4 separate regions of the Homo sapiens genome follow, and all the other regions are linked to region 1. Evidence: chromatin loops called from intact Hi-C (ENCODE). Cell type or tissue: chondrocyte. All regions are shown on one strand. Region 1 holds the start of GRIK2 (glutamate ionotropic receptor kainate type subunit 2). Region 2 has its middle 1.7 Mb from the start of GRIK2. Region 3 overlaps GRIK2 (glutamate ionotropic receptor kainate type subunit 2). Region 4 overlaps GRIK2 (glutamate ionotropic receptor kainate type subunit 2).

Region 1 (2,500 bases):
ACTCTATAAAGTTAGAAAGTAATGAACTAAGACAAATCAAGATTGAAATACAATTGCATTTATTTCAGTAACTAAACTGACTAATTAAGACTCAAATGAACCAATCATCTCTCGTGAAATGAAAATAATCATCAATCCATAAGATAATTTCTGATGACAGAATACTTACAGTATGGAGATGAATAAACGATAGAAGATAATCTGTGCATTACCAAAAGGCTACTAATAGTAAGTTTTCTAATATTCCCCATTGCCTAAATTGGAAATTATTCTCTAAGGAGCCTCAGCTCGGTCGTGTTGTTTGGTAAAGAAACTCTATCTCCTTAAAGGTAAAAATATCAGAGGATGTGGTTCGTTAAAAGTTCTTGAGGTTTATGATCCACCCTGGTAACACTGCCCACTCCTTACCCTAATGGGACGCCCTCCAAGTTTTTTCAGAAGCTCTTAATACGGGTGCCGGTTAAAATAAATATACTTCCTCAGCGCAGAACTAAGGAGTAGGGTTAATGGAAGGATGGGTGGGCAGAAGGAGGGATGGGGAGTTCGTCAGACCCGCCGGCAGCCACACAGCTTCTTGCCATCTGTCTCATTCTCTTCGCCTCGCGTGAGTCCCCGTAGCTGAGGCCACTTCCTGACACGTCCACTTCTTAAATCATTTTATGTGGAGAACATAGGCGACTGCAGCCAACAGAGCCACTTGCATGCTTGACGGGAATTGGCTGAGATAAGCCCGACAAAGACTCGCAGTGAATCCGTCCAGCGGGCGCCCCGAGCGCACGGACGTCCGCAGCGCTACTGTTCGCCTTCTTCCTTCTCTCCAGGTGGAAAATGCCCCTCGCCCACCCGCAGTCCCTCCCGTCCTCTTGAAAACAAACACCTCGTGAAGGAGCCCGGAGTGCAGCCCACAGCCGGGGAGTCCTTACCTGGAGCTAGGGGTGAGGTGGGCGGGGAGGGGGTGGGGTGGTCCTCGGGGAGGAGCAGCCGGAGGAGGTCGGGCGGAAAAGTCCCCAGCTACCAGACCGACCAGCGCAGCCGCCGGCGCCGAGCGCGAGTGACGGCAGCGGCGAAGACGGTGACCGAGGAGCAGCAGCGGCGGCGGCGGCGGCAGAGACAGACACGCCTCCTGGCGGGGGTTCCTCGCCTCTTGCTTTAAAGGCGCCGCGCTCCTTTCCCCGTGGCCCCTGCACGCTCCTGGCCGCCGCGGCCACTCGGGGGCATCTCCCACCCCTGGACCACAGGAGCTAGAGCGAGAGAATTCCTGGTGTCCCTAGACTTGGATGTTACGAAGCCTCCGGCTGGACTTCGCTCCCTTAGCGCACACCCGCCTCCTGGGATGGGGAGACTAAGGCCAAGATGCTCTGTCAGGGAGTGAGTGATGCATGCAAAGCGCCGAGGAATTTGCCTAGCCTTGGGTGGTGACAACACATATAAGGAGCCCAAACACATTTGCTTCTGGGTGATGGCTTTTATGCCTCTCCGAAACCATAGCAACGAAACTTCTCCACTGCCAGGGCTTGGAGGGCTGCTGGTAGTCTCCAAAGTGGACCTCTTAGTCCAACTACGGTCATTTCCCTGAGGTTCGCAAAAAAAGATCTTGATCTGCGCACCCTCCCACCCCGACCTCCAGCGCATAGAGCAAATGCGCTCTGGTAGCGCTGCTGCGGGTATTCCCTCAGATGCTGGGAGTCACAGTGCCCTGCTCCCTGCCACCATTATTGAGAACAGATGCTTGGAAATTGACTTTTCCTGAGTGTTAGGAGGTCGGGCGGGCTGTCTCTGTGTATGTATGGCGCCTTAAATAGCAGACTCCCCTCTCCCCACCAAACTCCCGCCCAGGCCCCGGAACTCTCAACCTAAACACATTTCAGAAAGAAGTTGGATTCGAGATCTAGTGGGCGCCGAACCTGAGGTCGCAGACTCCAAGATTGGAGACAGGAGTCTGGGAAGCAGCCCTGGTTTGGCGGCCACTGGTCCAAGTTCTCGGGAGGACTCTTTTAAAGGCCAGAGATGGGGAGGGGCAACTGAGTCCCAGAGTCTTCCCGCAGCTTGGCTTCCAGGGAGGGGCTGGCGGCGGTGAGCGCACCAGGCTCTCCCTGCTTCACTGTGGAAACGATTAGCTTTTGCAAACAATCCCTGAGTTCCGCTCCTCTGGGTCGGAAAAGTCAACATCTATTCAAAACCGTTGCTATTTTATCCTCAGCCCTACAATATTAACTGGAGCTGAGTTTAGCAGTTTCCCCCAGAGGAAGTTGGCCAGCTCAGATTCGCGAGGAGATTTAAGTGAGGCTAAGCGGGAACAGGCCAGGCGCACTGGGCTCAAGAGACCATTTCAAACGGGCTGCATAAAGAAGGGGCCAGGGGGGATTCCACGGCTCTGCAGTCCCCTAGCAGTTCCAGTCCCTGGTGGTTCTCCACTATCTATCTAATTCCGAGGTCCGGGAATTAGAGAGGCTCTGAGTCCCCAGGGACCCGTTGTCTGAGCTGGAGACCAGAACTTGCC
Region 2 (2,500 bases), 1.7 Mb before region 1:
TATTTAGCTTGTCCAGTGTACTCAAAAAATAGAATACAAAATGTATTTCCTAAGACACTTGCTCTTTCTAACATTTTGGTAGCCACCAGGCTCTTAGAGGTGTGCTGTAATCCTCACTAGAGCAGCATTTCCCACCAATAGATATTTATAAAATGTTTTTACTCCAAGGACACTGGGGCCTTGAGTTACTGACCTTTGTCCCAATGCAGAATCAAAAGTGTTTCCATACCATTGTCTCCTTGACTCATCTCAATTATAACAAAACAAAATAAACCTTTAAGACAGAAATGCACTTAGGATAGCTGATTTACTATTGTTCTGAGCTAACAAAAGTCTTTCTTTCTAGCACATTTCAGATGTGATAATAACAGAATAAATCTTCTGAAAACAAACAAATCTCTTTGGGAGCCAGAGAAAAGCTCTTAAAAGAGTCATTTTGAGGTACCCAATTTCCTCTCTTCCATATTTGGATGTTCAGATATGTTTTGTAGAGAAAGACACTTAAAAGACTAGCTGTCAGACACCTTGTCTCCTTTTTGGGACAGTTTTGTAAAAAACAAACCACTTAAATGTATTGCCTAGTAGCTCATTTTATATTATCTATCTTTCCCATTCCTTCTAAGATGCCAAATGTGTTCTAATGGTCTCATATTTAGGCGAACATTTATACATAATGAAAGGAAATGATTTTGAAAAAAAAACATAATACAGTGTTTACCTCATAAAACTCTCAGAGAAAGAGACAAATATGTTTATCTCCATTCTGCCTTCTCATTTGTATTGAATTTGTAGTTTACCCATCCACACTTCCACACCATAACATCACCACTGCTCTGTGGACAACAAGCTTTTTGTGGTGAAAACCAAACTGCTCTTCTCCTGTCTGACCTTTTCCCTACCCCACTGCCACTCATACAACACAGACTGTATTCAAATGCTTCCTTGTCCCAGACAGGTCTCTGGAGAAGCTTGGTTGTCCTGAACCATCAATGGGCATGAAATCTTTAGTTTGCCCTATTTTAAGGACCAGGAAAAATGTGGCTTCACAATAGTAAACGTTTTGGGCAGTAAACTCACCATACTCCAACCAAACACCAACAGTAAAATGGCACCCCACCCCTGCATCTGCCCCTCCCCTGATGCCCTCAGTGGTTTCAGCAAGGCCTAGCAAGGAATTCGTCTTCAAACCTGCTCCTGGACTGTGAAAACAGGAGGCAGCGTTCCAATCACACCAATGTCTGGTGCTGGCTGGACTTTGCAGTGAGCCAATTTTCCATCCTACAGACAAAAGGGGCAGCAGGTGGCGCTCTAATTCTTCCCCCAAGATGGTGTGAACCGAGTCCAGGAGCCAGCTGAAGCCCCACCGCCACTCAACAGCCATGAGACTTAATGAGGGAGGCAAAGCAGGGTTAGTTACCACTCTACTTCACTCCCAGCACCCGTTCCTATCATTAGAATCAGAAGGAAACAGAGTCTCCACACCTATACGGCATCCAGGAGGGAACAACGTAGAAGGCGGAACTGATTGGCACTGTCAGCTTCTCCTTTCCCTGTCCCTAGTGTCTGCCAGGCCTAACTGGAAGCTGAGCCAGATTGAAGTGGTATAACATTTTCAATTACTGAAAGAAAAGACAAGCCAACCATAAACTCTGTATCAGGTGAAATCTATCAATAACTAAAGGGAAACAGATAGGCTTAAAGGAAAACAGTTTGTTGCTAGCAAACTGTTAAAAGGGAAACTGAGGCATAGTAATGTTTTAAAGTTTATGTGAGTAAACAATAACTCATGAACTGGAAACCTCCAAACCAAAAGTTTGGGAGCTCCACTGAGGAAATGCAAAGGGAAGGCTTTTATAGGATGAACATACAAGTCAAGAAAAGAAACTATTTGATTAGTTACGGTTATACAGTTGTCTTATTTGGCCTATGCTGTTGGAAAATCCCTTGTTGTCTAATTATGTTTGTTGGCTGCTTCAGATTGTTTAAGCTTAAGTTCTGTTTTTCTTTAATATAGGTATTTACAAGAAATAACTTGCAAATCAAGCAAGGTTAAAGTCACTTGCGTGACCTAATTGGCTTTGCCTTCTCAGGGATTCTTCAGATCTGGTCTTCATTGGAACTTTTTTTAAAGCTTTTAAGTTCAGGGGTACATGTGCAAGTTTGTTGCATAGGTAAACTTGTCTCATGGGGGTTTGTTGTACAGATTATTTCATCATTCATGGTAAGCCTGGTACCCATTAGTTATTTTTCCTGATCCGCTCCCTTCTCCCTTTCCCTCCCCCTACCCTCCATCCTTTGATAGGCCCCAGTGTGTGTTGTTCCCCTCTATGGGTCCTTGTGTTCTCATTATTTAGCTCTCACATACAAGTGAAAACTTGCCATATTTGGTTTTCTGTTCCTGCGTTAACTTACTTTAACGTAGCTTGTCTTGAAGAATAGGTGAAAGATTTCTCTTAACAGAGAGGAAATGATAGAAGAAGGCTTGGAACTTCAGAAAAGA
Region 3 (2,500 bases), 330 kb before region 1:
TATCTGAGTTACGAGTTTATTATTAAAACAGAACTAGAAGCAATTCATGAAGACATTATATATTAAGTTCTCTTTAAGCGTTTTAAAATGCACCAGTTAGATTATCAATTCATTTTAGTACCTTTCATTAGCTTCTGGAAAATCACTGCTATAATCTTCTGAATCAACAGACACTATCTTTGCACTAGCAAGTCTTGATTTTCTATTAAACATAGAGGCTAAGCAAGCACAACCACTTTTAATGAGGATTATATCTTTTCTCTGGACACTGTTTGCATAAAGCGTTATCCAACATAGGAAGATTATTCTTCAAATCTCCTATAAAGAGAAAATTACAATTACCTAAGACCTATCTTAGCACTGTTATATATATAAGTGCAGTTTTTAATCTTTATGAGGTTTTAAAAGTCCTGAAAAGTCAATGGCTGTATTTAAAATTAATTGTTTGACTTTAAGATTTAGATATTTTTATTAATTAAATTTATAGAAAAAAATTGTTATAAACTAATCTCAATGAAAACTTTATGCAATCATCATGTAATTTACATTATGAAAAGCAAAAGAAAAATTCCCTTCTTTAAGGATGTATGGAATAAATATTCATTTTCCTTGTTGGGTCAAACATTCAGGTGAACACAATATGTCATTTGAAAAACATCAGAGTTAACGACAGTCTTTGGACTGTCAGTGACCAGTACAAAATGATACTCTCTTGAATTCTGTCCAGAAACCTGGAAGCCTACAGATATTGAAGATTAAAATTGTACACTTAATCTTAGCATAGCTAAGGTAAACATGTATTTAAGTCAAAACTAATCAGTGAGCCATTCTTATGGTGATGCTACCTGTAACATAAAAATATTACATCTTTTCTGAGATGATTTACTCAAGAACATAAAAGAAAAATGTCTTCTATACAAAAAACAGTGAAAAATACTAAATCAATGTGTCTATTGTCCCACAGATATACAAGGCAAATACAGATGGTTAAATTATCGTTTCCTGAGAAATTTCCTAAACATTTGAATAATATCTTCTTCTACTATAAGACAATGTGAATTCAGATTCAGTGGAGGTAGTTTAGAGAAGATACTTCAGAAATTACAATAGAGAGGACTCTATAATTAACATTTTTGGAATCCCACAGAACTAAGATCACATAGCCTTCAAAATATATCGCAATCAATTACTAAAATGTTTTCCCAATGGTGTTGCTCTTGGGAAATCCAACTTTTTGGTAAAAGGTACAAGAACTAGGGAAAGAAATCAATAGCTGCAAAAGTTCACTTTGAAGGAACAGATTTGCTGAGTATAAGGGCAGCCACTTAATATATGAATGATTATTACCCGTGTAAAGCCATAAGCCCGGATCACTGTGGCAAAGTAACTAGTAGATTTATTGAATTCACAAAGTAAAAGAAAATAAAACTTTTATGAGAGTTTAATGTTGGAGGCAATGGGAACATAGCAGACACACTAACTTACAGAGAGCAATAAAGTGAAAAAGAGACAGAAAAGGCAGGTTCAGGTCACAGGAGTCCTTCAGTGAGATACCCATGGGGTAAGGAAATGTTAAACAGAGTGGAGAGAAGATGGAAAATGCTCATCATTTCAGCCCTCAAACCTCCTATTTCTCAGAACTCTTAGATTTTTCAGGCATATCACTTATTCTGTCACTGAATTAGGTGTTGTCTTAATCATTTAAAGTATTTATTCTCTCCCCAACCAGATACCAATTTCTAAATATTGGAATTGTGTCTGGACCATCTTTCATTAATGCCTCCTCACCTACCCAAATGCTCTTATGCACAGTTGATGAATCCCATAAATCTATTTTAAATAGTGAATAAAGACTGTACATAGGTGTCTATCAATAGTGGATGGAGTAAACAAAATGTGTTACATGTACACCATGGAATCCTAGATAGCCATGAAAAAGGACAAAATCATGTCCTTTGGAGCAACAGGATGCAGCTAGAGGTCATTATCCTAAGCAAATTTACTCAAAAACAGAAAACCGAGTACCACATGTTCTCACTTATAAGTGGGAGTTAAGCATTGGGTACACGTGGGCATAAAAATGGGCACGATCGATACAGGAAACTACCAGAAGGGGAAGAGAGGGAGGGACACAAGGGCTGAAAAACTACCTATTGGATACTATGTTTACTATCTGGGTGATGGGATAACGTAAACTCCACACCTTAGCATCACACAATATTCCCATATAACAAACCTGTCCATGTACCCCCTGAATCTAAAATAAAAGTTAAATTTTTTTTTTTATAAAGACTATACCTAAGGCAAGGGTGGACATATAACTTATCATTCAAACTGAGGTATTTTGAAAAGTGAAAGAGGGTATTATTAACTACTACCCTATGACAACCAGAAATGTCCAGGGCAAAACAGAACATATGATCTTCAACCTAAGATAAATATGGCTAGTCTACAACTTTCTTGAGAGAAGAGAAATTTCATAGAGTACATAAAATATACC
Region 4 (2,500 bases), 250 kb before region 1:
AATGCATGCTAAGTGTTTAGACTGTTACTGGCATGCAGCGAGCTTTCAATAGCTGTTGTTGTCATGATGATTATTATGTTTACCTCTCATGTTTTATATCTCTTTCTTGTCTCTCTTCTCTGTGCTCATAGTAATGAGGTAATTTCCTCTCCAAACTCTGTTCATCTCTCCTTTCCTCTCCTTTCCATCTATTCCTGTTTGAGGGATGAACATTTCAAGATGATGCTAGCAGAGACAGAAATGTGGCAGTTTTAATTTCTCTATCAGGCGGGAGATTTAATGTATTCCACTGACAAAGAATCTCAAAAGTAATGCCCAATTGCCTGTGGTGATATCTTTTGCAAATTTTGAAATGTAGAGGAAGAATATTTACAGAAATATTGCTGTTGTAATATAAAGCAATTTAATATGTTATTCTTACTTTTTTGGCTTTTGTTTTCAATTTTATTCTAATTAAAGTAAACTAAAATATATGTACTTAAAGTGTAAAATTTGATTAACTTTGACATTATGATATAATTACCATAGTCAAGATAATACATATTTTCATAACTAAGGGTTTTTCCTGCCCTTTGTAATTATGCTTACTTTTTACCTTATCTGAAGTCCAGGAAGTAAGAATTTACTAAATTCAGCAACATATGTAAATCTTGTCCTGGCTAAACTAGATGCACAGCATTATAATTAGATCATCAAGAAGATACAAAAACTTTCTCTTTTAAAATCCAAGTAGGGGATGTAGTTGTGTCAGAATATAGTTATTGGACTCTGAACTGTATAGTATTTATCTATTAGTTCACTCCCCAAATGTGCATTAAGCATCTACTACAAGCCATGCCCTGATCCAGGAGGTGAGGACACAGTTCTAAAGAAAACGCATTCTCTGCCCTTGTGGAACAGCTTACTGGGGAGAGAAAAGTAAGCTTACTGGGGAGAGAAAAGTCTTATGAGAAGAATGGGCAGTCACAGTTTACACATCTTAATGTAATGCAAAAAGAAATGGCAGAAATATAAAATGTTGTCCAAAGCACTAGGTGGCGATAGAATTTATCACCAAAAATGTATAAATATCATATATGCATAATAAGCCTTCAAAAATAAAGATAAATTTTTATTATTAACTGTAGTGTTAGTCAGTAAAGAGCAGAAAGGATACTAACATTCAACATAAATGTGCACTGATGCATCTTAAAATATTCTATTACCATTAAAATTCTTAGAAGGATAAGGACTAATCAAGAGCAATAAAGTTCAAGCTTTTTTACATAATGCTGCAATAAAAACCCATCAACTTGTAAAATCAGATCTATAAAAGAAAATTTTCAACTAATTGAACAAGTTCATTTATTTTTAAAGAAAATGACAAATGGCATACACTTGCTTAAGGGAGATGGAGAATTATTACATTATGCTTTAGTTTTGTTGAACAAAAATGGTTTATATTTTGAAGGTATCAAGTATTTTAAAATTTTGATAAGCAAACCTTTAGAAAGACAAACGGCCTCTCCCATCTTTATTGTTTAACGTACTATGTGCCACTTATTTTATATACCTTGTCTCATATGAGATTCAAAACAACCTTGTTATGTATTGTAGTTTCCCACTTAAGAGAAAAATTGATGATGGCTAGTTATAACACAATAGCTACTGACAGGGAAGCTAATCTCCTGAGAGAGAGAGCAACAGCATATACCTTTAGCAGAGTAAACATCTGTCACAATTAAGTAAATAATTGACATGATGAATTAAGCTTCTTTGTAACACTATAGTTTAAGAGGTAAATATAAAAATAGTTACAATGACTCATTTGGGTAAGATTATGGTTGATTTTAGTTTTTTTTTTTTTCTTCTTATTCTGTTATCAAGGCTTTCTACAGCCATTATTATGTCTTACTTGTTGTACAGTCAGGATAGGGTAAGTTATGTTTACATGTCTCAGGGGCTAAACAACAGGCAAGTTTATTGCCGTTCCTATTGTTTGTCTAGCATGGATTGGTAGGGTGGCTTTGCACCTTACAGTTACTCCAGTACCTCCATCAAGAATCATGTTCTCATCATTACTATAGCATGGAGAAGAAAATGTGACAAACTGATAACTGACTTTTGAAACAGTCACCAAGAAATATTTCAGTACTTTGCTCACATTTCACTGGCAAAAGAAAATCACATGGCTTTGCCTAACCTCAAAGAGGGTGAGAAAATGCAATTCTGTTCTATGCCTGAGACCAGAGCTAGATATATTTGGTAAATAGCACCAATAACTACAAAACTTAATAACCTTTTAATGTTCTAAATACATTATATGAATTAAAAATTCCATACTCAAAAATTCATTATATCACTTTTTCCTAAAAAGTTAATTGATTCTTGGTAAGCAGCATTATGAGGCCTAAATCAAGACTGTTCTTTGGAACCTATTTATGCCTCCAACCTGTCCAGTGATATTTAATAATTTCAAATTCCAGCCACAGCCTCTTCTACAGGGCTGCTGGTGACTAAC

What was found. Hi-C counts contacts between places; a loop is a spot of excess contacts. Peaks named below come from ENCODE experiments on the same cell type or tissue, not always from the same donor. Only the 100,000 strongest peaks of a DNase experiment are listed, where the experiment ranks them.
Region 2: a loop joins it to region 1, with 8 times the contacts of the local background. A loop is called at or near these places in 5 of 110 quality-filtered maps.
Region 3: a loop joins it to region 1, with 2.2 times the contacts of the local background. A loop is called at or near these places in 2 of 110 quality-filtered maps.
Region 4: it touches region 1 in a loop (2.0-fold over the local background); 8 of 110 quality-filtered maps call a loop at or near these places.

Annotation. Positions count from the first base shown.
Region 1 is chr6:101,392,261-101,394,760 of GRCh38, reverse strand. It overlaps GRIK2 (glutamate ionotropic receptor kainate type subunit 2), which reads right to left and starts at 1,053. Exons shown (of 17, transcript NM_021956.5): 1 at 924-1,053. In chondrocyte, CTCF peaks have their summits at 948 and 1,147; DNase peaks (open chromatin) are centred at 1,130 and 1,200.
Region 2 is chr6:103,122,006-103,124,505 of GRCh38, reverse strand. No RefSeq gene overlaps it. Among named protein-coding and RNA genes, the nearest start is that of GRIK2, 1.7 Mb to the right of the region's middle. In chondrocyte, CTCF peaks have their summits at 1,114 and 1,313 (motif pointing right); a DNase peak (open chromatin) is centred at 1,365.
Region 3 is chr6:101,723,968-101,726,467 of GRCh38, reverse strand. All of the region lies in intron 7 of GRIK2 (glutamate ionotropic receptor kainate type subunit 2), which reads right to left. Among named protein-coding and RNA genes, the nearest start is that of GRIK2, 330 kb to the right of the region's middle. In chondrocyte, no CTCF peak of the experiment used is centred here; no DNase peak of the experiment used is centred here.
Region 4 is chr6:101,644,510-101,647,009 of GRCh38, reverse strand. All of the region lies in intron 4 of GRIK2 (glutamate ionotropic receptor kainate type subunit 2), which reads right to left. Among named protein-coding and RNA genes, the nearest start is that of GRIK2, 250 kb to the right of the region's middle. In chondrocyte, CTCF peaks have their summits at 849 and 1,049 (motif pointing right); no DNase peak of the experiment used is centred here.